Linked DNA regions of Mus musculus: regions 2, 3, 4, 5, 6 and 7 are each linked to region 1. Evidence: chromatin loops called from intact Hi-C (ENCODE). Cell type or tissue: heart. All regions are shown on one strand.

The links. Peaks named below come from ENCODE experiments on the same cell type or tissue, not always from the same donor. Only the 100,000 strongest peaks of a DNase experiment are listed, where the experiment ranks them.
Region 2: it touches region 1 in a loop (3-fold over the local background); 2 of 42 quality-filtered maps call a loop at or near these places.
Region 3: a loop joins it to region 1, with 3.0 times the contacts of the local background. A loop is called at or near these places in 7 of 42 quality-filtered maps.
Region 4: a loop joins it to region 1, with 2.0 times the contacts of the local background. A loop is called at or near these places in 5 of 42 quality-filtered maps.
Region 5: a loop joins it to region 1, with 5 times the contacts of the local background. A loop is called at or near these places in 2 of 42 quality-filtered maps.
Region 6: a loop joins it to region 1, with 4 times the contacts of the local background. A loop is called at or near these places in 6 of 42 quality-filtered maps.
Region 7: a loop joins it to region 1, with 4 times the contacts of the local background. A loop is called at or near these places in 4 of 42 quality-filtered maps.

What each region holds. Positions count from the first base shown.
Region 1 is chrX:57,391,158-57,395,157 of GRCm38, forward strand. Rbmx (RNA binding motif protein, X chromosome) reads right to left here and starts at 1,879. Exons shown (of 9, transcript NM_011252.4): 1 at 1,695-1,879; 2 at 410-541; 3 at 115-221. The coding sequence starts at 518. It overlaps Snord61 (small nucleolar RNA, C/D box 61), which reads right to left and starts at 352; the gene lies at 291-352. In heart, no CTCF peak of the experiment used is centred here; a DNase peak (open chromatin) is centred at 1,914; H3K4me3 peaks cover 2,710 bases; H3K27ac peaks cover 2,066 bases.
Region 2 is chrX:56,595,581-56,599,580 of GRCm38, forward strand. Mmgt1 (membrane magnesium transporter 1) reads right to left here and starts at 2,364. Exons shown (of 4, transcript NM_146234.4): 1 at 2,205-2,364. The coding sequence starts at 2,283. It overlaps Gm36239 (a long non-coding RNA gene), which reads left to right and starts at 2,612. Exons shown (of 3, transcript XR_386934.2): 1 at 2,612-2,722; 2 at 3,478-3,574; 3 at 3,683-4,000. In heart, a CTCF peak has its summit at 1,802; a DNase peak (open chromatin) is centred at 2,511; H3K4me3 peaks cover 2,009 bases; H3K27ac peaks cover 819 bases.
Region 3 is chrX:57,333,898-57,337,897 of GRCm38, forward strand. Arhgef6 (Rac/Cdc42 guanine nucleotide exchange factor (GEF) 6) reads right to left here. Exons shown (of 22, transcript NM_152801.2): 2 at 3,055-3,138. Among named protein-coding and RNA genes, the nearest start is that of Arhgef6, 2.8 kb to the right of the region's middle. In heart, CTCF peaks have their summits at 2,219 (motif pointing left) and 3,259; no DNase peak of the experiment used is centred here.
Region 4 is chrX:57,340,949-57,344,948 of GRCm38, forward strand. No RefSeq gene overlaps it. Among named protein-coding and RNA genes, the nearest start is that of Arhgef6, 4.2 kb to the left of the region's middle. In heart, no CTCF peak of the experiment used is centred here; no DNase peak of the experiment used is centred here.
Region 5 is chrX:56,338,155-56,342,154 of GRCm38, forward strand. No RefSeq gene overlaps it. Among named protein-coding and RNA genes, the nearest start is that of Gm38625, 6.2 kb to the right of the region's middle. In heart, a CTCF peak has its summit at 2,382 (motif pointing left); no DNase peak of the experiment used is centred here.
Region 6 is chrX:57,322,828-57,326,827 of GRCm38, forward strand. All of the region lies in intron 2 of Arhgef6 (Rac/Cdc42 guanine nucleotide exchange factor (GEF) 6), which reads right to left. Among named protein-coding and RNA genes, the nearest start is that of Arhgef6, 14 kb to the right of the region's middle. In heart, a CTCF peak has its summit at 2,332; DNase peaks (open chromatin) are centred at 2,234, 3,424 and 3,824; H3K4me3 peaks cover 1,290 bases; H3K27ac peaks cover 975 bases.
Region 7 is chrX:57,234,347-57,238,346 of GRCm38, forward strand. Arhgef6 (Rac/Cdc42 guanine nucleotide exchange factor (GEF) 6) reads right to left here. Exons shown (of 22, transcript NM_152801.2): 20 at 2,640-2,739; 21 at 511-565. Among named protein-coding and RNA genes, the nearest start is that of Cd40lg, 24 kb to the left of the region's middle. In heart, a CTCF peak has its summit at 1,817 (motif pointing right); no DNase peak of the experiment used is centred here.

The sequences.
Region 1 (4,000 bases):
TGCATGCATACACAAAATAAAAATTTCAGAGCTCTGCTGGACTGAAACTTAGATAACACTTTTTAGTTATTTTTGTCACTAAGAAACACCTTTTTATTAAGCAGACAATCATACCTTTCCATTCATGTCTCTGGCAGCATCCTTTGCATCTGCTGGGCTTTCAAAAGTGACAAAAGCGAATCCTCTTGACTTATTCGTTTCTCGGTCCTTCATCAAAAGAACTGAAACAGTTGGGGGGGTGGGGTTTAGTTTCATTCAAACAAAGATAATCAGCGCACATCTGCGAGAAGCAAGCTCAGAACTTCTTAGAGGACAATGCATTTATCATGTCGGAAGATCAGTGGATTCAAATTCATCACAGCTTGTCTTTTAATTTTATTAATATATCATACGATTTTAGATAACTCACCTTCCACTATTCGTCCATATTTGCCAAACACTGCCTCAAGGGCTTTCTCATTCGTCTCTGTATTAAGCCCACCAATAAAGAGCTTTCCTGGGCGATCTGCTTCAACCATTTTTCCTCTTAACCGATGGGGGTCTGCTGAAAAATGGTATTATTATCTCTCTGTAGAAAGTCCCCAAAGTTTATTGAACAGCTTAATTATGGCTCATGTTTTGTTAAAATCTTTATTCTTTAGTAACTAAAGATACCAATAAACCTCAAGTGTGGTAGAAAATCAATTGAAATACTTTGGCTAACAGTGCAGCGCAATTTTCATTAACAGGGTTAAAAGGGCCTGCCTAATTTACCATCTTCATCTGCCCTGCTTTTAGTCAATGAAGAGCTACTCAACACTTAAAAAGGCTACTTTTAAATGTATTTTACTTTTAATATAAGATTGCAACCTTAGAGTGCAGGAATTAACAGAAGGGGGCCACCACACCTGGCTATGGTCTTGATCTCTTATCTTTAAAACATTCCGTTACCTATCAACCTACTTGCTATCCGCCCCACCGCCCCCAACCCGAAGCCAAAGGTATAAAAGACTTCCTATTCATTCAAGGTCACCAGCCAGACACACCAAGTAAGGAGCAAGCCCTTTCCACATTTAGATTCCCTAGTTAAGTTTAGGGACAAATCTCTACCTTAGGACAAAGTCGCTGCATCTAGCCCAACGAAAGATTGTTAGTTATCCGATCGAAAAGAAAAAGTGCCAGAGTCCGAAGATAACGGAACTCAGAATCACACACTCTTAACACTCTTTTCCAGTCCTGACACCTAATTAAGACTCATTAAAAACCGCGTGTTAAAGACAAAATGGCGACACTTGGAACGAACCCAGAACCACCAACAGCCTCCGGACGAACTAACTTTTGCATTGACAGTTGCAGCGAAAACTCAGAAAGCTTCCTCTCCTTGCCGCCAAGGACCAGAGGAAGCCTCAGAAGTCCACCAGCCTATCATTAGCACGGACGCTATTCTGGTGTTACTCCCGCGGTCCCAGCACGTCCCGCCCCACCTACAAAGCTGCGCCCTCCGCCCTCCCGCGACAGGGGACAGCCAAACCTCCGGGAGACGCACTCAGATAACTGACCCCATAATGTGCTGCTTCCACCCCTTCTGCTTTAAATAGGTTGACACCTTTGGGTGTCTTAAAATGGCGCCCGCCGCCACTATCTCCCGGGAAACAAATGACATCCAGCTCTAACAAGTCTGTATGGAAAACAGGCCAAGGAAAGGAAAGTCCTACCCGAGGGGACTGCGACGGTCTCAAGCTCCTCTGAGCTCGCCGACCGGACCTCCCGAGCAGCGCCGCACCAGTGACAGCTACCGATTTTCAGAACGGAACAGAAATGACGCTAGGACGACTGCGCAACGAGGGCGAACAAAGGAGACTGCAATCTTTATACTACCCGGGAACGAGGCTGAAGAACCCGGATGGAAATTAAGCTTAGAATTTGAAGCACGAAGGGAGGGGAGGGAGTGGTTCCCAGATTCTTCATTGGCTGTTCCCTTTGTCATTCACTAGTCACTCCGCCTCTTTCCTGTGTCTCTTAAAGTTCTGGCCGGTGCCGGATTTTAACCGTTTGCCCTGCCCCCATCCATTCTCCTCCAAGGCGCCTTTTAGCTTCGCTAAATATGCTAAAACACTGGACGGGATTTATTGACTAGAGAAGTAAATTTATTGAGCAACCTATTAGGTCAAACAAGGCGCAAAACTTTTACTTTTGCATGAAAATCCTAATTCCAAAAGCAATGTGAAAAAACGGTAGAATGCCAACGTTATAGAAATAAGAAACAAAGAAGTTTCGTTGATACTCAATAACTGGCTAAATTTTCTTGAGCAATAAGTAATACATTGGAAGAATCTGTTAAGTAAGTGTTAAGTGAAAACAGAACTTGATGACATTACAAAAATATCATTCATATAGAACGATTACTGAGTACCTACTTGATTTCTGTGCAAGTGAGACCAGAGTCAGGTGCCTCGGGGTTAAGACTGTCAAACAAAAATCCCTGACGATAGTTGGGAGTGCTTACCCACACATTTCATCCCAGTATTTGGGACGCTGAAGTAGGGCAGTTACGCGTTTCAGCACAGACTGGCTTTGTTAGAGTCTGTCTCAAACACCAAACCAAACAAAAAAAAAAAAATGCTACCAAGCATGCTTGAACTTTAAGTGAGCATTCTTAATTTGTTTTGTGTTTTGAGACAGTACCAGTCAGGCTGAGAGTGGTCTTGGAATTCACAGCTCTGATCCTGCCTCAGATTTCCAAGTGCTGGAATTACAGGCATGAGCTACCAGACCAGGTTCTGCATTCTAAATTTTTATCTGCTTGTGAAAGAAAAATAACAATTTAACCTAGAGGGGATTTTCTTTTCATTTCTTTTCTTTCCTTTTTCCTTTTTTCTTTTTCTGTTCCTGTCTGGCTGTCCTACAACTTGCTCTGCAGACCAGGCTGGAGATCCCTGTCTTTGCCTCCCAAGAAAAACGATTTTAGATACCAGCCTTTTATACTATGGATCATATTTCCTCATATGGGGTGATAGAATTGAATGTGGGCATAGTAGTAAAAGTGGCAATAATAAAAGGTTTCTGATACATAACAAAAATTCAATTCAAAATCAAATATATATGAGATATGTGGAAAGATTTATTAGAATGACTTACAGACTGTGGACCAGGTAATGCGACAATGACTGACTATGAACCCAGAAGTTCCTCAGTCCACGAGGCTGGATGTAGAGGCTGGTCTTCAGTAGATGCTAGAATCCCTAAAAAGTAGGCTCTAATGCCAGTGAAGGAATGCACTTGCTAGCAAGGTGAGAGCAAGCAGGCAAAAAGCAAAGGCTTTCTTATTCCAAGCCCTTATCTAGGACTTGGAAAGTATAGCACAGATTAAAAGTGGTTTTAGTACTCAGGATCTGGATTAAAGGTGTGTTTTCCTGCCTCAAGACCCAGATAGTCTTCCCACATCAAAAGATCTGAATTACAGGTGTGTCTTACCAGAAAGGTCAGGATAAGAAGTGGATCTTGCACTGAGTGTGGTGGCACACACCTTTAATCCTAGCATTTCAGAGGCAAGGCAGGCAGATCTAAGTTTGAGGCCAGCCTGGTTTACAGAGTGTGTTCCAAGACAACCTGGGCTACACAGAGAAACCCTGTCTCAAAACACACACTCTCTCTCTCTCTCACACACACACACACACCAAACACAACAAGTAGACCTTCCTACTTCAAATTAGGCAAAAATTCCTCATATACCTATGCCCTCCATTTTGGGGATTTTTAGTTGATTCCAGATGTTGTTAAATTGCCCCCCAAAGACTAGCCATTACACAAAGAAAGGAGAAGGAGTAGTTCAAGGGCAATGTTGAATACTTAATAATTTGATGTTAGCTATGGCTACAAGCAGCTTGGTCCTGTCCCCAAATGACTGCTCTTTGAATTTTAATCCACACAAACAAATGTTAAGAGATGAGCATTGGAGCACACAACCTTTAATTAGAGGGAACCCTAGGCAGGGGGATCCTTGTAAGCTCCAGCCCAGCCA
Region 2 (4,000 bases), 800 kb before region 1:
TATAGTTAGCCTTATCTTTATGAATTAGTTTATGCTTGTCAAGGCCTGTCTTATCACCTTAAGTAAGTGACAGATGGCAAATATGAAACCGAAAGAACTAAGCATAATTTTTCATTAGTATAGAAACTCTAGAAATTTTGAAACTGTTTCTTTCACTAAGTAGTCAAAGAAGTCATAACTATTTAACAATCAATAGGACTACAAACATTTTCAATGCTCAATGACCCTGCCACTGCATAGTGAAGCCAAAGTGAAAACTGGTATGGAAATGTTCCTCTTCAGTGCAGTGATGTAACTCGAGTTCCAGGACTTCAATTTCTGTCCTTGCTACTGCTTAATTCTGCTGCTGCCTTCACTTCTGCAGGCTGCAAGGGACTGAAGGCTGCGATCAGGATCTAGAAACTGGTAACCCCAAGTCATACATAGCACCAGCTTTTCTGTTTACTACAATTTACTGTACCTCATTCAAGACATCCTCAGCAACTCCAGCACTTACTTCAATTGCAGAATGTTACAATGGGAAAGTGAACAGAGTTGCACTGCCTCAGTTTCCTCTGTGGCAAATGGGAACGTGAAAGGTGAACAGGGTTTATTTCGTGTATGAACAGTGAGAGCTCTGCTATATCAAAGGTCACTATGGCAGAGATGAGCATGCTCCAGCACCATAGGATGCTATCTGCTGCCACAATTTCCCATGACACAACTAGTGTCAAAGGTAAATGGCAGTCTTTTGCCAGCACGAGCAGTGCAGAGGTCTTGCTTCAGTCCACAAGGCATTCTTAGCACTTGAAAAATATAAAAATCCAAAATCTTAATTCTACATCAAGCAGGACAATATTATTCTAGATGAAGTAGGACAATCCACTTCTAGATTAAATAGGACAATCCCTAATTCATAATGTACTCTAGACTTAAAATGACTTGTGTGAATGTATTGAGTCTGCTTAAAAAAATATGCAGGCAGAGTATATTTGAACTTACAGAGCCTGTAAGGACAGGGATAAAAGCAAAATCAATCCAATATCATATGCTGTTTGGATTAACCTTTTAATGACACACTTCTAGCTAACTTTCTTGTTTGAATGAAGTCTACTCTGGAAATTTAAGACTATCTTCAGCTAGGCATTTCTTCACTGGGAAAATGAGGCTGTTGGAGTTCAAGCAAGGGCCTTACTTGCTTTGTGACTATAGTAGAGCCAAAGCTTACTTCGAAAATAACCAGTACTCCAGTGTATCCTATTCTCCTCCAGGACAGTGCTTCACAAACTATAAATCACCCAGGGATTTATTAAAACGAATATTCTGATTCAACAGTTCTGAGGTGGAGCCTGAGTAGACACTAACAAGGTCCCAGGTGATGTCCACGATGCTGCTCTACTGACCACACTATGAGCAGCAAAGCTCTAAGGCACTTTCCCCAGGGTCCCACCAAATTACTACTCCCCATGAACATACATACACACATACATACACATACACACACACACACACACACACACACCTTTGGAACATTCACATTATCTTACTGCAATTATTTGTTGGCCCACTAGTTTTTCCACTAGTCTAAGAATTCCCTTAAAGGAATCAAGGAACCTCTAGCACCTAAAAGCAGAAGCAACTTCAATTATTGATCTGAGAAAACAAACAAAAACAAAAAACAAAAAAATACAAAAATAAAAACCCACCATACAGCACCGTTATCATTTGCCCAAGGTCACACAGATTTAACAGTTAAGCAAAATGTTAACAACCAACCTTTTAAACCAGTCCACTGCTCTTTCCCCGTGTCACAGTGCCTCCCTGAGGCAAGCGGTCACTTAACTTCTCCGTCTTTGCCTGGACAGCAGAGTGGCCGGGATGCTGTCTAGCTAGCTGTCACGATGCCACATGCATGCAAAGTTCTCAATTCCACACTTTGTCTTAGCTACCTAGGCTGCATATGGCATGTCGTGTCTGGAGTTCTGGGACAGAGTCCCGGTCTGAATTCTTTCTCAAACCTCAGCAACCTCTTCTGGCCGTCCTGCAATCTAGGTGTTCCTCAGCCATCTGATCTCAAGCCCTCCGCTGAGGACCCTGCACGGCTTTACTTAGTCACCCCGACCTAAAACGGCTCTCCTGCACTGGGTTCAACAGTCCCTTAGGGGAGCGCCCCCACAGCCCCTGGTGTCCCCCACGCGAGCGGTCCCAGTCCCTCAGTTACTTACGCTGCGCAGCTGAAAAGGCAGCGTGGGCTAGGGCAAAAAGCCCGACACCTACAAGCCCCTTCCACAGCGACGGCGCCATGATTCAGAAGGAGCGGCAGCCCAACAAAAGGAGACGAAGGGCGGCAGAGGTACTCCTCCTTTCACCGGCGGGCGTCCACGCGGCGCAGGAACATGACGTCACCAGAGCCCTGGGCGCGAAGTGCCGGCGGTGGCCAGACCCAGAGAGCCGCCGAGAGAACGCGGAAAAAGGAATGCCGGGAAGAAGGGGACAGCGACACGGAAAAAGGGCCTGAGGCCTCCTCTGCGACTGCGCAGTGCAGCTTCCCGGAGAGAGGCAGGGCTGAGTTGGGGGCGTGAAAGAACAGGCCGAGCGAGACCAATGGGGAGACGAGGTAGAGCGTCCGCAAATACGCGCCGGATTTGGAGAAGGGGCGGGACTTACGGAAAGGCCTGGGAGGAGAAGAAGGTGGGGCTGGTGGCGTTGCTAAATGGCTGTGGGCGTAGAACTCGAAAGCCTGGTACTTGGTATTTGATAATTGGTTAATTGATTTGGTTTTCCTCCCAACAGAGTCCTTTCCTTTCACTAAGTCTTTCTTATGCCTCTGGCCTCAGAAACGGTTACCGAGGCAGGTTGCAAGGGCATCAACGTGAGGAAGTAAATAAAGTGTAGAGAGTAACTTGGGGGGTATGGAGCCCTGAACTCTCGCATGTTGGGGACGCTCAGAGCATTGGTTCAACATCTTACCTTTCTGCTTTACGTTTCTATGAGCAAGATCCACACAAAAGAGAGTGTAGCACAGCGGGACTGTTTTGTCATGAAGAAAGCTAGAATGTATGAAGGGAGAATAAAGGGATGTTGGAAACAGTCTGATGAGCACACAACTGTAACCTTTCTCCATTTTTATCTTCATCTCCTAAAATGTAGGCATTCAGAAGGAGAGTTTTTCCTGGATCTCTTTTCGCTCTACTCTCAGCAAGCTCATTAGTTCATTTCCACTTCAGACCAGCTTAGTTTTTCCAGTGATTCCAAATCAACAACTTTACCTCAAATACCATAACTCCTTAGCTCCAGATCAGCATTCCTAGCTACTCACTGCTGAGTATTCATTTGCGTGTGAGTAAACCCTGTGGGCACGACATTTTTATGGCCAAAGGTAACTCACACCCTCAACTCTATATAAGTTACTTCAGTGCCCCTGGCTGAGTGGCACAGCTTTGTTGATGTCATATCACAAAATAAGTGTGAAGCCTGATTACCATTCTTTCCCATCAGTCTCCAAAGAACTGTGTCATCTGAATCAGTTGACTCACCAGTACCTGGTCAGTACTGCTGGTCCTTACCATGCCTTTGAAAGTTGAAGCATTCTCAGGTATGATCTCCTTATTCTATTCTGACTTTATATCATCTTCTAAACGATGTTATTTCTTTATTATGTTTGTTGGGTTGCTATTGTTTGCTGCCTCTCTTCCCACTCTAGGATGGGAGCTGCAAGAAGACAGCTTTCTCCCTCTCTAGAACATTGTCAAACAGCAGGCATTGCATACAAACATGTTGGATGAAGGGTGAACAACTGTTGGTGAAGAACAAAGAGTGTTTTTATCACTGAAAAGATCTTTACAGAGATTCAGTCTAGTTCTTAAAAGCCTGTGGTCTTTTGGTATGCTTAAGTTTCTTCAAATCTGAAAAACTGGATCCCATCACATTAAGTCATAGTCATCACTGTTCTCTGGACCCTCTACACACAGTGCTTGATCCATAGCAATTGCAGTAGCATATATTCCTTACAAAAGGACAA
Region 3 (4,000 bases), 57 kb before region 1:
CAAAAGTTGGGTCCCCATCATTCATGGAAAGGTTAGCAACTGCCTATAATCCCAATGCTGAGTAGGGGAGGGGCTTGTTGACAAAAAGAGCAAGCTTCAAGTTTACTGAGATATTTTATGGAAGGAAGGAAGGAAGGAAGGAAGGAAGGAAGGATCAAAAGAAATGGACAAGATGATTCTAAAACTCATCTGTACATATTTAGACTATTTCAAATAGTTTAGGTAACCTGGAAAGCATAGAAGAAGACACCAACATTGTCCATACATATGTACCCACAAAGTGTAAGTACATATCACACACACACATGGACAGAAACATGGATACAGGCGTGGACTGACTCTAACACATATCTATGAAGCTACAAAAGGAATGTGATAACCATAATATCTGATATTCTTTTATTCTAATGTTCATATCCTCTAAGTCTGATATACTTTTTAGTAAAATTTCTACCCAAAGTGGAAAGAACTTTTTTTGATTAAAAAAAAACATTTTAAGCATTTTTGCTTAAAGGAATAATCTTTAGTTATCAGAAAACCCCCAAGAGCTGCAGCAGCAGGAGGTGTCTCTGTTTCATCTAGTATTCTTAGAACTGCAAAGAAGCACAGTACACCTTCTGCCTATTTCGGCACAGAAATCACTGGCAACTTCACCATGTTTTTATCTGAAAAATTAAACATGAAAATGTCATGGTCTGCTCCTCAGTAGACAGCATCCTGTACATACTCTGAAGCCACATGGACCATGAATGCCAAGGTGGCTGATGGGGCCCCCGAACTGAGAAACAGGGAAGATTGGAATAAGATATTCTGACACAGATGTAACTTTACATTAAGGTTGGGTTCAAGAAAAAAAAAAGAGAGAAACAACAGACAGACAAACAAACAAAAGGCCAGTTTTGAGACAAGGTCTCATGTTGTAGTCCTGGCTGGCCTGGAACTATCTGTGTAGACCAAGATGGCCTGAAGCTCACAAAGACCCACTTGCCTCTGCCTCCCAAATGCTGAGTTTAGAGTTTTGCATCACTCTAGCCAGCTAGCTTGAAGAAAACTTTTGAAGAAAACAAAGTTCATCTGAGACAGCAGTTACTGATAATGCTGCTGCTGCTGCTGCTGTTGCTGGTAGTGGTGGTGGTGGTGGTGGTGGTGGTGGTGGTGGTGGTGGTGATAAATAGCTCCTTGAAGAAATATATGGCCCAGGCTCTCTTCCCAGGGTTTTACATATATTAATTCATTGAAATTTCAAATCATGCAGGTGCCACTAGTATTCCTATTTTACAGGTGGAGAAGCCAAGTTATAGAAGCATAGTAAAACAACAGATGTCACTAGTCAATGTCACTATAGTAAAATAACAGATGTCACTAGTCACAATGTCACTAGTGAACAATAACTGAGATTTAAACCCAAGAAGTCTAGCACCAGAGTCTATGCTCAAACTCCTACCACTTACCCAGACAATATTTTCTTAGTAATGTAAAACACCTCTGACCTGGCCCTGAGCTGAAGATAATACACAAATTATCGCATTCTTTTTAGGAGGTTGACTTTCTTAAGACTACAGAATTAAGCAATATCTCATTTGACCCTGAAACACCATGACAATGTGGTTAGTGCTGTGTCTCTTTCACAACCCAAAGGCTTATAGGAGGGCATGAAGGAGTGGCCCACGAATGATGGGGGTCCATTCCCCATACTACAAAAACAACATGGAAGCACACGAAAGGCGTGCCCTCCTTTTCAGTGAGATAATTTGTGCATGCACATGTAATACGACATAGTTTAATGTGGCTTGCGTTTTGATTTTGCTTTTTGCTGGTTTTGCTCTGGGTTTGGGGATTGAAGCCAGGGCCTTGTGCATTGCAAGCAAACCTCTCCCTCTGATCTGCTTAAGTACAGCTGTGACCTAAAGGCCAGCCAGGTTCTTATAGTGTTTCAAGGCCTCCCTTTGTTCGGAAGTGTTAATGGGCTTTAAAAGGCCATTTCTTTTTCTGTTTCTTTTATTGTTGTTGTTGTTGTTACAGCATTTCTCCCTTTCCTGTTCTTGCTCCAAATGTTCCTGCGTACCCCTTTCCACTCTCCTTCAAATTTATGGCCTCAGGCTGGCAAGATGACTCAACAGGTAAGATCACTGATCGCTCTTCCAAAGGTCCTGAGTTCAAATCCCAGCAACCACATGGTGACTCACAACCATCCGTAAAGAGATCTGCCGCCCTCTTCTGGTGTACTTACATATAATAAATAAATCTTTGAGCTGGAGTGAGCGGGGCTGACCAGAGCAAGCAGAGCTCCTAAATTCAATTCCCAACAACCACATGAAGGCCCACAACCATCTGTATACAGCTACAGTGTACTCATATACATAAAATAAATAAATAAATGTTTAAAAATTATGGCCTCTTTTCCCATTAATTGCTACCACATTGTATATGTATAAACATGTACATATATGTTCCTAAATACAATCTGCTCAGTCCATATAATGTTACTTGTATGTATATTTTCAAGGTTGCTCATTTGGGCCATTTCTTTTTGGAAGATTAATTTTACTGCTGTTGCCAGTGACTCTCTGGCTGGCATTACCTCCATTAAGAAGGAAGCACATCCACACAAAGCTTGATCTCCTAGAAAGAAGCTGCATTTAAAAGTCATCAATTTTGCATTTTGTTGTTTTGTTATTTTCTTTTTGCTCTCTGTCTGTCTCTGTCTCAGTCTCTCTCTGAAAAAGACTTTCATGTAGCCTAGACTGGCCCAAAATTTAAATGTATAACCAAGGATGACCTTGACCCTCTGACTTCCATGTCTCCATCACCTTACTATTGCAGAGTATAGGTGTGTACCACCATTTCCAGTCAATAGTTTTGCTTTGTTTAGTATTAGGTTCTGAAAGACACTACTGGGCATCATCAATCTCCACTGGAGATTCTCTAAAGGGTTCTCTACCTCTATTTACTCTGTGGCTACTGGCAGCGAAAATCAATCCTTACATTTGCGGACTTTTTAATTAAGAGAGCAGAAAATAATGGCAACATCAAAGGCAAGACAAGTAAGCTTACTTCCACTTGAAGAGTTGCACATCCTTTCAGGAAGTCATTGATGTTGTCGATGCAGTCGGCCTCAGTTTGGGGTTCCAGACAATACTAAGGAAAGAGTCAAATGTCACTTGGAGATTGCTAAGCCATGACAAACCATCATCATATTCTTTTGCTGATAACTAGACACAGTTGGCTTTGGAAGGCAGAGGGCAGCCCTGCTCTCCATCCAGGAAGAGAAGTAACCACTGAAGGAAGTGATGCAAATGCCTGAACGGTTGCTTTTTGTTTCAGAGGTCTCCAAGCCACTTCTACTTAAGGTTTTCTCATACCTTCTACTCGACTGTGGTGCTAGCAAATCGGAGAAACTAAGAGACACGGACACACGGACGGACACACACACACACATTGATGCAGTCGGCCTCAGTTTGAGGTGTGTGTGTGTGTGTGTGTGTGTGTGTGTTTGTGTGTCTGCGTATGTATATATAAATATATATCGTTTAGTCCTGCTTTTGCCTGAGGTTACTTTGATCACCTCCCTCTACTCCTCATGATAATTTGTTCATATTTCACTATGTCTAAGCATCACATTTTTTATTATGTCTCTCTGTATCTTATCAGTTTAATCACCATTTCTCACATTTGAAAAATTATAAGTAAATCTACTTGTTCCATAAACATAGAACTGATTCCAAAAGGCAAAAGACCCTTATTTAAGTTATGTGCACAATGACCTTAAGAAAAGAATCATAAGTACTCTATCTTTAATGACACAAAAGCACCTACTTTAGAAACTGTCCACTGTCATAACATGGGCTTCTAACCTCAAAACTCTTGAAGTTTTTTTAAAGCAAGGTTTAGTTTCACTTTGAATGCCCATTGCCTTCAATGCATAGAGTTGGTTTCTCTTTGGTTTTGGGGGAGTTTTAAGTAACATTGACACTTGTGAATAGACTTTTCTTCAATGAAT
Region 4 (4,000 bases), 50 kb before region 1:
CCATTTATGCTAGCCTGTATTTTCAAGGATCTTGCATAAAGGGAATATACAGCATGGTGCTATTACTGGTGGTCACAATCTGGACCCGGTTTTTCCAGATTCTTGGTTTCTCAATCAAAGAACCGAAATAAGGGCTCCCATATATTTTGAAAGTAGCAAGGAGACTTTAATCAAGGTGAAGCCACAGTCCGGATCAAAGTAAGCACACTATCAAGATTGATAGCAGCCACATGAGTGAAGGCACTCAAGGGCTCAACATTATCAAAGTGGTGCTAAAGAGAGTAACATATCTCTACTGTTTAAAGCAGGTCTATGTGCAGCCTAAGGCAGATGGATGTGGGGGTCGCAGGTTGTCAACATGTTGCTAGGTGCATTATTAGCAAAGGAGGGACTTGCACACAACCCAAGCCAATTAGAGTCTCCTGTTTCTAAGCTATTTCTACGCTCACCCGTCTCAGTACTTTGTTTTCTGTGTTTTAACACCAACATTTTGAGATTCGGTGATGTAGTTGGGTTTATCCATAGTTGTATAAAATGATGAATTTACCTCTGTGGTTTTGGCTTGTTGTACTTATAAGTAAAATAAATATAGTTGAGCAAAATTTTAATTGGATTTGAGCCATGGCCAAATCTATGTAATAGAAATAAACAGAATGCAATTGTTGATACATTTACTTCCTCAGTGTGACCTATTTCAACACAATTTTATGTCATTTGGACAGCACCACAATTGCTCAGGCAAATTTTACTCCACAGGCAAACAAAGGCTGGCAGTATTATTGGGCTACTGCATATATTTTATGAGGACCAGTTAGGTCTGAATCACTTTAGGAATCTAGTTTAACCCAAACTAGGGTCATGGCCACTGTCCACGGGTTAAAAATCTGCCTTGTTTTGCTTTTTGTTTTGTTTTGTGTTGTGAAGACAAGGTTTCACTGTCTGGCCATGGTTAGCCTGGGACTCATGGCAATCCTCCTGCCATCACTTTAGTAGAGGATAGATGTGCCTGATCACTTCCATCTTTCTCCCTCAGTTTAAGCATTTAGCTATCACAAATGACTGTAAGTAACAGAAGAAAGGTGGAGAGGGCCACAAACCGGCACAGCAAGGCAAAAGAACGAGTTGTTAACATTGAAGTTTAAAAGTTACATTTGTTACAGAACAACATCAGGGCAGGCCACCTTCTAGGTGACGTGACTAATCACAGAGCCTGGGCTGACGTGGGAAGTAGGTGAAGATAACAGAGCTGATGAGCTGGGAACGAAGGTGAAAACAGATACTGGAGGTCACAAGAACAGAGCAGGCTTCCCAGAAGGGCCTGAGGAAAAAGACCAAAAGTCGAGCTTCACACCCTCTGCCCCACTGAATCTACCTCTTCTTAACCTAATGAATATTCCAGAAGACTCCAGGTAGCTAGTTTTATTTAATTTTGGTTTGTCTGTCTGTTTGTTTGTTTGTTTCTAGGGACATTCTGCTTTTTACAAAAAGGAGCTAGACAAGATGGTGGAAACTTGTCATCCCAGCACTTGGGAGGTAAAGGCAGATCAGGAATTCAGGGCCATTCCTGCCTGCATTGTAAGTTTGACTGACACCAGCATGGGTTATGTGAAACCCCTACTTTAAAAAAGAGAGATAAAACTCTTCAAAGGCTTTCTGTTGCCTAAAGCGGTGATGGACAAACAAGAATATGCACCATGGTAACCTCCTGGTTACAACAGAGAAAATGGAATGGGTGTAGAATTTGAGCTGAAACAAGTAGAAATTAAAAACCTACAGGAAATGAGGCATATGTTAGAGCTGGCTGATGGGTAGTTAATCTGGGACCTGGTATACTATTTTCTTGTCTGTTATACATTTGAAATATTCACAATTGACTTATTATTTCAGTTGTCACTTGTGAAAACAAAAGATCTGGTAGAACTATATCTACTTCAGAAGAACTGCACTGGAGTCTTCCACTTGACTCAGATGCAGACAGACCGAGGTCACACTTCAAGAAACAGCTTGCCTCCTGACCTTCTACTCCACTCCAATCCCTGGCAATGTCTGCTTGGTTATCCACGGGAACAACTCAACACCATGTCCACTCAGTTCCTCAGTTCTCAGAGTTTCTCTGACTGGGATTGATGTGGTACCTCTCAGATTGCCTTTATACATGTTCTCTCAATGGACCTGGGATTTTCAAATACATTTTGCCCTGCCATCTGGCATAGTGTTAGGTTCTATCACTGAGGGACAGAGACAAATAGGCCACATTACTTCCTGCTTCCTCAGGCTACAGACTCTGGCTAAGCCCCCTCCTCACACTCACCTTCTGTAGCCCTAGCTTCTCTGATGTATTGGGGGGGGTGACTGTTCCTTACCATTACCCCTGAGTGGTTCTGTAACAAGTGCCCCTGGTGAGACACCTCCCATGTGAACAAGCACCCCAGAGGAGCATAGTTTCAGGAGGATTGCGGACAGCTGATGTCGACCAAGCTGCACATGGTCTCTAACAAGGCCTGGTGCTCAGATATGAGTCAAGAGGTGGTTATCACAGTCCATGGGGCCCTGAATGTAGCATATTATATTCATCATATCAACTATCCTATATTAATCTGCTAGTCCTACATTCTTTTAGAGTTCCCTGTACTTCTTTTGTACACTGTATGAATTTTACTTCTAGCCAGTCCTTCAATACCCCAATTCTCAAATCTGTTACTGTTCGCATCTTATATTTGTAGCCTAGGTTAGTCTCAGACTTGCAAAGTGAATTGATTGAAGCTCAATCAGGATGGGGAAACCTTACAGTGATTTGAAAAGGGAAATTTTAACAGTCAAAATCAGGCATGGCGGACATACCTTTAATCCCAACACTCAGGAGGCAGAGGCAGATGGATCTCTGTGAGTTTGAGGCCAGCTTGGTCTACATAGTGACTTTCATAATAACCAGAACTATCCAGTCTCAAAACTTAAAAAAGAAAAAAAGAAAGAAGGAAAGAAAGAAAGAAAGAAAGAAAGAAAGAAAGAAAGAGGAAGGGAAGGGAAGGGAAGGGAAGGGAAGGGAAGGGAAGGGAAGGGAAGGGGGAAGGAAAAGAAAAGAAGTGCATCAAGAGGGGCTGAGAGGATGGCTCAGTGGGTAGAGAGACAGTACAGACATTGAGAACCTGAGTTCTCAGTGCTGGGATTATAGGGGCCAACCGCCATACCTACCCTTGTTTTTTTCTTTTTGAGACAAGATCTCACATAGTCAGGCTGGTCTTAAACTTTATGTCTAGTTCTGGGATTGCAAAAGGTATGCACCACACCTGGCTGTTAATTCTTTTTATGTGTGGTATGCATATGTGTGCACACATGTGGACAGGTGCACATTCCTACAGATATACTTGTGGAGGCCAGAGGTTGACTTCAGCTAGCAATCTCTATAGATCTCCACAATATATATTTTTTGAGATAAAAGTTCTTACTGAACCTGGAACCCCTTGTTTTGACTAAACCAGCTAGCCAGTAAGACCAGAAACTGCATGTCTCCAATTCCCAGGAGCTAGGGTTACAGGCTGTCTTACTTTGGTTCTCTGTTGCTGTGATAAAGCCATGACCCAAAGCAAGTGGGGAGCGAAAGCTTTAGTGCGTACTATGGAGGTTTATTATATGAGTTTGACTCCATCGTGAAAGGAAAGCAGAGCAGAAACCCAAGACAGAAACTGTAGCAAGGGCCAGAGAGGAACACTGTATCAGCCAACTTGCTTTCTCATACAACCCAAGAGCACCTTCCCGAATCATGAGCTGAAGCAGATATTTCCATCTCTCCCATATAATTTTCAGACCTTGCAGAGACCTCCAAATAATTTGTCATTTTGTCAAAAGAATTATATAACTTTGCATTCTCACAATGACATTATGATTTCCCATTGACCACTTGATAGTTCCATTTTCTGAAATCTTACTTACACCCACACACATGAACAAGAGAGAGGAGAGGGAGGATGGAGAGAGAGAGAGTAAAATTGTGTGGGTAGGC
Region 5 (4,000 bases), 1.1 Mb before region 1:
GGCATGCACCACCACTTCCTGGCACAAACACTGATATATTAAACATAAAACTGTAAGGAACTCTGCTCTGTGAAAAATCATGCCAATAATATAAAAAATAAGCTACATACTGGGATAAATTATTTAAAACCTCATGTCCAAAAAAAGGATAACGTCAAAGGTATATAAAAGATACTTCAAAATTCTATTTAAAAACTGCATTAAATAACAGAAATATATCAGAGGTATTTTATGGGGGAAGTCAGCACATAAACTCATAAAAATATAACTCATTAGTGCTTACAGTGTTGATCCCAGCACATGGGAAGCAGGGGCAGGCAGATCAATGTGAATTCAAAACAAGTTTGGTCCACAAAGCAAGGTCCAAGCCAGGCAGACTACATAGGAGGACAATGCTTTAGAAGTACAAATCAGAACTATATTAAGCTAATACATACATAGTATGATAAAGGCTAAATTAAGAAACACTGCTGACACTAAATGCTGGTAACCATGAAGAAAAACTGACTTATTCATACATCACTGACTGTAATATAAAATGCTATATTCATTCTGGAAAATAATGTAACCATCCCTTATAAAATTAAATCTCCAACTCTGTTCTGTGAGACAGTGTCTCACTATGTAGTGTTGGCTGACCTCTGCCTTCAGCGTGTTGGGATCACTCTAGGTTGGCATCACTATTTTGATGATATTACCATGTGTCAGTTTGGGCAGGCTACAGTAGCCAAGGATCAAACAGTTATCTAAGTACTTTATAGATTGATCCGTCCACAATTAACTGACTAAAGTAAAAGATTAAAGAAGAAGACTTCTCATAAGATAGATGGATCTCATGCAGTGAGTTAGAGAACAAATGAATTGTTCTAGAGAAAGGAGAAATTCTGCCTCAAGTTGCCAACATTTTTGCTTCTATTACAGGTTTCACCCTGTCAGCTTGCACAATAGGTTTCAGGCTTGACAACCCCATAATCACATAAATCAACTCCTTAAAATAAAGGTCCCTATATGCATAAGTATACATATGTTTATATGTGTATGGTCCTGTATTAGTATGTATTCATATTTCAACAGCTATGCATGCATTAGTGTGCATGGGCGTGTGTGTTCGTGTGTGTGTGTGTGTGTGTGTGTGTGTGTGTGTGTGTGTGTGTGTGATAGCCTTCCAGTCCTGTTTTCTCTGAACAACCCTATCTGAATCACATTTTAGTACTGAGAGTGGTTCTTGGGAACAGAATCTTAAGGTTAGATTCTTTGCACTGTTTCTTTAATCTGACTGCAGTGACTCAGTTTCCTGAGTGAAAGAAGACCGTCTGTGATATGATAAGAAATATAGGTAAGTGAAATGTCAGTATTAGGTAATCTTAGCAAAATACTTATGAAAGGTTAAGATTTGAGGTGATCACATACTGGGCATCTTAGAACATTTTATTACAACTGAGGAAGGAACAGGATGAGGCTAGCTAGTTGTCTTGACTGAGCTAGAGAAAATGAGAACAGAAAAACTCTGGTATTCAAATTCCCAGATCCAACAGCACAACAATAACCAGGAAGCTTCCATACGTGCTCCAAAGGAAGCCCTTATCTCCTGTAGCCACGGGCTAAAAGCTGAACGGAATGACTCTTCATAAAGGCACTGATGGAAAAGGAAAGCTATTCTGTAACACTGGGATGTGGACTTAAGGGAAGATCCTGCTAAAACTGTGGATACCGAATCTCTAAACTCTACTGAGTCTTCTTGGACAAGAAAAAAAAAAAAAAAACAAAAACAAACAAACAAAAAAAAACCTTTCAAGCCAGACACTCAGGCCTTTAATCCCATAACTCAGGAGGCAGAGACAGAGGCAAGCAGGTCTCTTAGAGTTTGAAGACAGTCTGCTTGGTCTATTTAGTGAGTTCCAGGACACCCAGAGGTCTATAGAGATAACTTGTCTCCTAAAACCAAACCAAACCAAACCAAACAAAAACAACAAAACAGTATCTCTCTGCCTGTTTGAGATGAACCCTGAAGAAACTTTAATGGCTTCTGTTAGTCAGTTGCTTGGCAAGGCAATGATGATTTGCCTCAGTATTTCCCTCATAGACAACCTTGCTTATTTCTAGACTGAAAAATGGTCTTAAATTCTAGCAGCCCTCAAAAGGTGAGATACAAGGACAAAATATGCTACAGTTAAAGATCAGTTTGCTTTCCAACTCAAACACACAAATTTATACACTGTGAGCAGATGTTAAGAGTGTGGGACAGGTCCTGGGGAGATGGCTCAGCTGTTAGGACCACTGGTGGCTCTTGCAGAAGATCAGGTTCTCTGAACTCATCTTTTGTGTGGCTCATGACCACTCCTAACTCTAGTTTTGTGGGATTTGCTGCCCTCTTCTGGACTCTTTGGGCAACAGGCATGCATGTGAAGGACAAAAACATTTAAACACATAAATAAATGAATAAATATATAAATAAATCTAAAAATAATATGTGATTATGAATGACACCATTTCCCCTGCACTCTTTTCTCCCTCAAAATCATCCCATGTGTCCCTCCTTGCTTTTCTTTTTTTTTTTTAAAAGATTTATTTATTAATTATATATAAGTACACTGTAGCTGTCTTCAGACACACCAGAAGAGGTCATCAGATCTCATTACAGGTGGTTGTGAGCCACCATGTGGTTGCTGGGATTTGAACTTCGGACCTTCAGAAGAGCAGTCGGATGCTCTTACCCACTGAGCCATCTCACCAGCCCCCCTCCTTGCTTTTCATTCAAATTTTAGAGCTTCTTTTTCTTTGTTGATACAAAAAATTATTATTTTTTAAACCAAAACTTCACAGTTTCAAAAAAAATTGAGATAAAGTGGGAGGCACATAAAGTTGGATCAAGTTGAATGTACTGATACTGGGCCAGGGCACAGTGATTCTGAACTTAGTGGTAAAACTCAAGGAGTTAGAAAGAGCTGGAGATATGGGCTGGAGAGATGGCTCAGTGGTTAAGAATACTGACTGCTCTTCCAGAGGCCCTGAGTTCAATTCCCAGCAACCACATGGTGGCTCACAACCATCTGTAATGGGATTTGATGCCCTCTTCTGGTGTGTCTGAAGACAGCAATGGTATATCCATGCACATGAAATAAATAAATCATTTTTAAAAAATAGCTGGAGATATTAGCTCAGTGGAGCTGTTGTTTAGCACATGCAAAACTGGGTTCAATGGCCAGGACACCATCTCATTCATCTGTGGAGTGAGAATTACTGCCAAAAACTATTGTAAACAGTACATGGGGTGTAGAAAGAAGTCTAGTCGTTTCACTGAAATGTGAACCAAAGGGAAGCTTGCATTAAATATAGTAGAAAGGATTAAGCAGCCTTGGTATACTATATACTAAGGCTTAGGGAGAGTAGAATGTTAAAGATCTAGTTACCCAACAGGCAGGTTTTTAAAATAGAGCCCCCCACTCTCCCAGCCCCCAACCCACCTCATCTCCTCTCACTAACTAAACCTCTAGGAACTCTGTGGTTGTTTCTCTGCAGATCAAAAAATTCAGTGGGAACTGCCACACACCCCTGTCCCCCCACCCCCTTGTAAAGCAATGGAGGAATTGGGGAAATTATTAGGGTGGCATCAACCAAGTGAAGATATTTATGTTGTTCATCCTACAGTTATTTCCCCACTTCCCAAATGTTTAGTTGGAATAGATACTCTCATCAGAATTTCCACACCCTTACCTTTACCTGTACAATGAGCACTATTGCAATGGATTAACCCATGTGGAAACCATTAGAACAGACCTCATGTGGTAAATACTAAAGCAACACCAGTGTTCCATTCCTGAAAGAGTTACAGAGATTGGCCTCACATTACGAATTTGAAGCATGACCCTCACCATCTTTCTATTTTGTTTGTTTGTTTGTTTGTTTGTTGTTTGAGGCAGGGTTTCTCTGTGTAGCCCTGGCTGTCCTGGAATTCACTCTGCAGACCAGGCTGGCCTCAAACTCAGAAATCCACCTGCCT
Region 6 (4,000 bases), 68 kb before region 1:
ATTACAATAATCATAATAAAGTAAACATTCTAAAAGAATCTGTGTAAAGCATATAAATGACTTAACCCAACAGCTCCCTCTCCTTCCGTCTGCTTCTCCGTCTCTATAGTTCAGGTTGCCTGAAACATGATGTACCTCAGGCTTCCCTCCAACCCAACAATCCTTGTGCTCCAGCCTCCCAAGTGCTGGGATTACAGGCTTGTGCCACTACACTGTTTAGTATGTCTTTTCTTATGGTCTCAGCAAATGCTTGACGTGGCTAGATTGCTAAAATGTGAATAAACTAGAGAAGTGCTTCTCAACCCTAGATGCAAACCAGAATCACTTGCATAGTTTTCAAAGTACATACACTTAATGTTTTGTCCCTTTAGTGACCTTTCTGGAGGTACTTCCTAAAGCAGAGTATATACATACCCTATGACCTAGCGACAACTTTATTGCTATACATAAGTTCAACAGAAATGTTCTTCAGGAGATACCCACAAAGATATTCATAGCAACATTGTTCATTGAAACAACAACAACCACACACACACACAACCCCTGCAAACACTCGAAATGTCCACCAGTGAGTAAATAGAAAAAGACAAAATTTGGCATATCCATACAATGGAATACTGTTCAGCAATAAAATAATAAATAAAACAGTAGTACCGACAACGTGCTAGTTATTCAAATATTATGCTTAGTGCAAGGTAGTTTATGAAAACAAGCACACACTTTACTATCCAGCTCATACACCTAGACAGGTAACCCACCACAGCACTCTGTTCTCTTAGGAGTCAGGTGCTCCTCCACAAGCAATCCTGACTGAGAAGGCACAAAAGGCACTCAATGGCACTGATAATGTCCTGGTGTTTAATCCAAATGAAAAGTATATGGGTGTATCAGTTTGCAGGGATTTGTCAAGGTAAATATTTAGGATATTTTCAATTTTTAGAAATTAATGTTACTAAACTGGCTTAAACATCTAAAAAATACCAATGCAAAAGCCTTCTATAAAACAAGTCAGGATCTCTGGTCAATGAGACTCTAATACTTGTGGTTTCAAAAGCGCCCCGAATATTTCTAATGTGTACTCATGTCTGAAAACCAAGTATTTCGATGTTCCGCTATGTTATCAGTGGCTCACTAGTGGCTACAACCTGGTTCAAGACAGGGCATGAGGTCTAGCTGACTATTCTACGTCTGCTTTGCACTGCCAGGGTACAGCATGAGCATGGATCTTCCCTAAACCTCAGTTTCCACCATTATGGAATGGGTACAATGCCACCTGCCTATAGGGATTATCGTGAGGATTAAATGAGATAATATACTTAAAGCATTCATCCCAAGGTCTAGAACATGGAAGTTGCTGGAGAAATGGTATTCAACTGTTTTCACCTTTGCAAACGAGCCCCTAAGAACAGTGATGGGCACATTGCTATAAATGAACCAAGCATTGTCCTCTCACTTTGGCCCCTGAACAAATTTCTAGAGGCTTAAGCAATACTCTATGAATGGTGTCAAACACGTTTTGGAAATTTCTAGGTCCTGGTGGCTCCCTCTAGCCATCCCTTGCTATCCCTGAAGATGATGGGAAAAGTGGTGGACCAGAGGGGGCGAACAAAAGCTCCCGGCCCAGCCCTCAGCCCTAATTACAGAGCGGAGGCTATGTGAGCAGAAGAGGCCAAAGCCACAGCTAACACAAAAACCAGGTAGTTCAGAGCCACAGGCCATGCATGCAATGTTTTTAATGAAACACTTTTGTACAAAGTATCACCTTTTAGAGAACACAAACAAGACTTAGGTAGGCCCCAAGCAAGAGCTCTGAGTTAGCTCCCAGTTAGCTCTTTGGCTCTACTACTAGAAGCGACTCTGCTTAACCAAACTTCTCTATTTCTTTGATCACTGGAAGAAATGCCTGCTCTCAAATGTCCTTTATAAGGGCATGGTGAGGTGGAATTTGAGATAAGTGGAAAGCATTCCAAAAGAGGAGGAGGAGGAGGAGGGAAAGGAGGAAAGAAAGGAAGAAAAAGAAGGAAAAGAAGGAAAAGAGAACTAAGGAAAAGTAGATGTAAGTACTAAAGACATGCAAGGTGAGATTTCTAGCTGCTGATTTACTGTATGCAAAACTTCAGCCATCCCTCAGCAACTGGCGTGGAAACAGCCCCTCTCTTGGTTTAACTGCTGTTCCAAGCATACCCTGCACCACATGGGCCTGGAGTGTGCTTATGTAAGAAGGGACTGCAGCGTTGCCTGGCATGTAGCACAATATTTTGCTTAAGAGAAATCTGCTCAAGTCCAAGGGCAGGCCCAGGCCTTACAGATTTGGGCAGAGGTGCTCTCAGTGGCGGAACGCTGAACTGTGGCTGGAGCAAATGATGTCATCAGAGATCCGTTTACCATGGTCAATGTCAAAATTAAGATAGGAAGTTCAAGGACAAACTGGATTTTTCCAGGCAAATACAAGTTCGAAAAGCAGTCTGGACTTTAGAATCTAACCTTTAAAACCAATACCTTAAAAACTTAAACATATGCCCAAATTTATCCTGTTCTGTGTGGCATTTTGGTTTATGGGAAGCTTTTATTGAAAAAAAAAATAGTTTCAGAGCAAAGTACATTCTTTGAGTATATTTTTACTCCCACTACACATTAAGAAGGGGGGCATATGAGTCACTCCTACATTCAAAACCAATAACAAACCCAAACTAAAAATATAAGATATTGAGAAGAAAGATATTTGAGGAGACAGAGATAAACTCGAGGGCTCTCTACTCCAGGGCTAAGAAATGAAATAGCTGGAATACCTGTTGGGTCCTTCAGTGAATAGAAAATGAATACTCTAAATCAACTACAGCTACACTGAATACCAGGCAGAGTCCATCTGAAAAGGACTCCTACCTATGACAGACTTGTGTCAAACATTCCCCAATGCAAGGATTGCTCCAGCTTGGGAGAGCATCAAATTAATATCAGAAACAGTACCGTTGACTTCTTGTTCTGGTTCGCGGAAGGGGAAAAGACAGAATCCAGTCTGCTATAAACCTTGCGGCCCGAAGCTGGACAGCCGCCCTTAAGTTTGGCGCGTCCTCACCCTTAGCCCTGGCCCCCGCCCCCGCTCTGGGTACGCAGACACGGCACCAAGGAGAGGCCCTGGCAAAGAACAGACTGGCGGCTAGGGCTGCAGACCTAGGCGGTCAATCCTAGAAGAAGGGCGGCTCCTCCTCTGGCTCCACCAGCCCCCCAACATCAGGCCCTTGTAGTTCCCCTCCCCCTGACCCCTTGCCCCCCAGGCAGGTCACCTGGCTTTGCTTGGTTGTCCTCCTGCTGCTCGTTCCCTCCAGCCTCCTCCTCGGAAGTGGCTCGCCCTTCAGAGTCACGGGGCTGCTGAGCGCCGCCAGCCCGTGCCAAGGCTGCGGGAAACACTGTCCCCAGATGGAGCTGGGACCCTGCCCCGCGCGGCTGCCACCAGGGCGAAACTGGAGAGCCCGCTGGTATGGCCAGCGGGGAGGGGCGGCTGCAACTTTGCTCCTGGACGCGTGAGGAGGGGGGAGCCCGTCTCCAAACTCCTTTCTGTGCCTCCAAGCTCCCCAGGCAAGGGATTTTATGTATTTATGTATTTATTTATGTATTTATTTTAATAAAGAGGGAAGTCAGGTTCTTGCCCTCAAGTTCTCTCTCTAGAGCACAGATCAAGGGCTACAGGAGGCGTGCCCCGGCGGGACGGCCACAGCAGGGAAGCTGGAGGCCAGTGGGAGCCTGGACCCAGGGTTCTTCCAGACCCAGCTCTGCTGCCTGGAGCCAGAACCAGGGAGAGAGAGCAGCCTGGAGAGACCGGGCCAGCAGAGGGGAAGCTATGACCCGGACCTGGATCGCAGAAGTAGGAACTGGAAGTGACAGCGGCGCAGGGCAGAGCAGCAGCAGCAGCAGCAGCAACAGCAGCAGCGGCAGTGGTTGTGGCGGTGGTGGCAGCAGCTGCCTCAGCACCCCAGTAGCCAAGGAAGGAGCAAAAGCCGAG
Region 7 (4,000 bases), 160 kb before region 1:
TCACAGGTACAATCAGTCTTATCACATATGGAACATAGGACCACACTGCCCATAAATTCACAAACCACCACAGACAACTCTCTCTTCCATCTTTCCTTACTAACTTCTTTCCTCTTTTATATCTCCTTCATTATTCCCTTTATTTGTTTTCATGACAAGGTCTTGCTATACCAGACTAGCGAATCCATGATGTCCTTACCTCAACCTTCCTAATGGCTAGGATTGCAGACAGGTACCACCATACCTGAGCTTGCTTACATTTATTAAAAGATGTGTGGGAACAAGAAAGCTGTATCTAAGTTTGGGACTCTGCTGTATATATCTAAATAGAAAGGCTCAGAAATTCAAGGCCATATGGTAAAATAAATAAAACCCACCTGATACCACAAAGAAAATAGCAACCCTCCCTTAGTATCTGCTCCTGGGCTCTTCCTGAATCCCTCTCCCAGTGGCAAAGAAGACAGAGCAATTCTATTTTTATCTGAGAAGATAGCTTTGGTAATGCATTACCTGCTTCAGTTCCTTGACCTCATCCTTCAAGGCATAGACAGTATCAACAAGGCTCCTAAAATATACAGAGCAAATTTATAAATGAATGGTTGGTACTGAAGTGCTGATAAATAAGGAGCCTACCATTCTATATAAATACAGAGATGGAAATATCAGTGGGTTTCTACTTGATGGGGAGAAAGAATGACCCACATCCTTTCTCTTCATAGGAGGAAACCTCTCATCACATATGCTCATTTCAACACCATGTTACAGCATCATTTCTATACTGCACAGTTCACTTCTCAGTCCCAGCTCATGTGACCAGAACATAACAGATTGCAACAATGAAATGTGTTTTCTTTTTCAATTTGAGGACATGGTAGACAAATTTGAAATGATATATTTAAAGTATAATATTTAAAGTATACAGCTTTGGTGTGTTTGTCTTATGAAATTATGTCATAAATGAAATTATTATCACAACCATCACCACATGTATTTATAGCTACAATTTGTGTGTGTGTGTGTGTGTGTGTGTGTGTGTGTGTGTGTGTGAGAGAGAGAGAGAGAGAGAGAGAGAGAGAGAGAGAGAGAGAGAGAGTATTGGGAACACAGGAGGTCAATGCTCTTAGTAAATTTCAAGTTTAAAAAAATATTGCTATAAAAAAAAAAGCCGGGCATAGTGGCGCACGCCTTTAATCTCAGCACTTGGGAGGCAGAGGCAGATGGATTTCTGAGTTCAAGGCCAGCCTGGTCTAGAGAGTGAGATCCAGGACAGTAGGGCGATACAGAGAAACCCTGTCTTGAAAAACCAATATATATTGCTATTAATTATAGTCACTGTTAGATAGACTAAAACTTACCTATCACCCTATACAAATGAACATTAAACTTTTTTTTTATCACCATCACCTATTTCTTCTACCCCCTCCAAGCTTCTGGTCTATTCTGCTCCTATGAGTTCAATTTTTAAAAGAGTCTCATCCTTTGGTTTTATTGCTGCAGCTTTAGAGTAGGGGTAAATATTACTTACAATATAATTAAAGCTATGCTATCACAAGACCCTATATATGCTACAATAGCCATGCTATGGTATTACTCTTTATTTAGCTAACCTTTCATAACAGAGAATTAGGACATTAAAAAAATAATAATTTTTAAAAAATGATGATGAAGTTCCCTGGTTAGTGGTGGCATTCCTTGTTTCTCGATTTCTTCCAAATCAAGGAACTTTCAGATCAGATTTTAGTTGGGGATTTTTTTTTAAGATTAATTTTTATGTTTGATGTGTGCGTTTATGTGCATGTGAATGCAGGTACTCAAGGAGGCCAGAAGAGGGCGCCAGATCACCTAGAACTGGAATTTCAAGCAGTGTGAGCTAGGTGCCCTACCTGTGTCTTGTGAATTTAACCAGGGTCCTCTGAAAGATCAGCTGGTGCTCTTAACTACTGAATCATCTCTCTAGGCCCTAGGTTTTCGTTTTTATTCTGTCACTTACTGTCATTTTGAACATGTGTAACCAGTTTTCTTTTTGTCTTGTCATGGCTACTACTTACTTTATATATGAAATAAGGATAATACTACATCCCTTGCAGCCTTCACAAGGCTAATGATGACTACTATATCAATAATAATGTTCTTAATAACAATAATTACTATAGATGGGCATACATTTTTGAGTGCTAACCTTTATAAAGGTTATAAAACATTTTGTGATCAAAAAATAACACAGAAAGTATCTCCATCACTCACATTTTACAGATGAGGAAAACAAATTCAGAGAGGTGGAAGAGCTAGCCCAGGGTGACACTAACAATAGCCCAGGCAATAACCCTGACAATACACAGCAAATTGAGAGAAGAACTTGGACTCTAGCCTGTTCTCTTGAGCAGGACTATGTATGTGCAGCATCCCTCCACGGCCTTTGCATCAGCTCCTACCTCCAAGTTCCACCCTTGTTTGAGTTCCTGCCCTGGCTTCCCTAGACGTTGGAGAGTGACCTGAGAGTTGTAAGCTGAGATAAACAGTTTCTTCCTCCAACTTGTTCATGGTTATAGTGTTTTATTATAGCAACAGAAGCCCTAAGACAGGATGTCATGCCTACTTTAGGCCCCAGACATGTCAAGAAAGCAACATTCTCTACTCACTTCTCTTCAATGATGGTCTGCCCATTACTTCTGGTTTCTTCAATAATGAGTTTCTCTTCCTCGGGGAGTAGAACTTGTGGAACAGAATCTTTACGAGTACCTGTAAGTGATGATCACGATCATGTAAGATGGGGTAGGGAGTTATCAGAGGCAGACCTAGGTATTTGTTCCTTTCTATTGTAGTTACAGCAGAGACATTCTTCATGCCCTTGTACTCAAAGGGCAAGCATGCCACTTTTACACTTCCCGATAGGGGACTCTAAATGACCAAATGACCTTATTTTGTCTTCAAGAAGGGGAACTGATGTGGTAGGAGTCCCAGACTTTTCTGTTTTCCCTTTCCCAGAGCAAAGAGCTCATCACTGATCACCCAGTCTCTGCATGCCTCCAAGAGTCACACAGCACATCCCATGATCACTGGGAATTCTTTAATTTCAGTGAAGATCGGGCTGAGAGGCAGCACTGCTCTGGGGTACAACACGGCAAAACGGGCTGCAGAAGCAGCACTCGTTCCTTCCATGGTCCTCTAGGAAATGCAGAGCAGCCTAAAGCTATTTTGGTGGTGGGTACAGTGGAGATGGGAGATTATCTCAGCAACAAAACTCAGGTTTCTTCACTTCTCTCTGCCCACACTGCCTCTCCAGCCTGGCAATCTAGATCCTTCCTCTCTGGGTTCAGAGACATAATCTTTGGTCTGTCTAAGCCACTGTCTAGGTCACTGTTTTGGAAGAGTATCCTGCACAGAGGTATACATTCACTGCTTTCCTTGACCACTTCCATTTCCCCAGAGGGAAGATGTGTTTCCCTTTCTGTGTTCGGAGAATGGCCCTTCATCAGTATGCAGAAGATAAATGGATGGATAAAAGAAAGCCAAGAGCAGTCATTTCTAGGGAAACAGGACATTAGACTGGCCCATGATGCTGCTGAAATGTTGGCCACATCTGAGTGTCAAGCGGGATACTTCCTACATGTCCAAGGGAATGTAAGAAGGAGGAACAAAACTGCTCTTTTTCTTAGGGCAGATCACATGCCTGAGCTTTTACCTCTGAGTACAGGGCTAGACACCAAAGTAGAAAAACAAGTGGCTCAGAGGTGAGGTAAGGTCAGATTTTGTATGAGGGATGCTCTGGTGTCTCCTCGTCCCCATTTCCACCCTACCTTTCACAATAAAAACTTCTCTCACTCTCCTCCCCCAGCTCATCAAAACTTATTAGAACCGAGCATGCCAGAAGTGCAGCCAGGTTGCATCTGTGGTACACTGTCCCTGTTCACAGTGAAATGTATTGATTTCCACATCAAATGCTTTCCTTTTGTGACAGCCTGTGAGATGTGTTACTTTGTGTTAAGGCAGTCTCTTATGA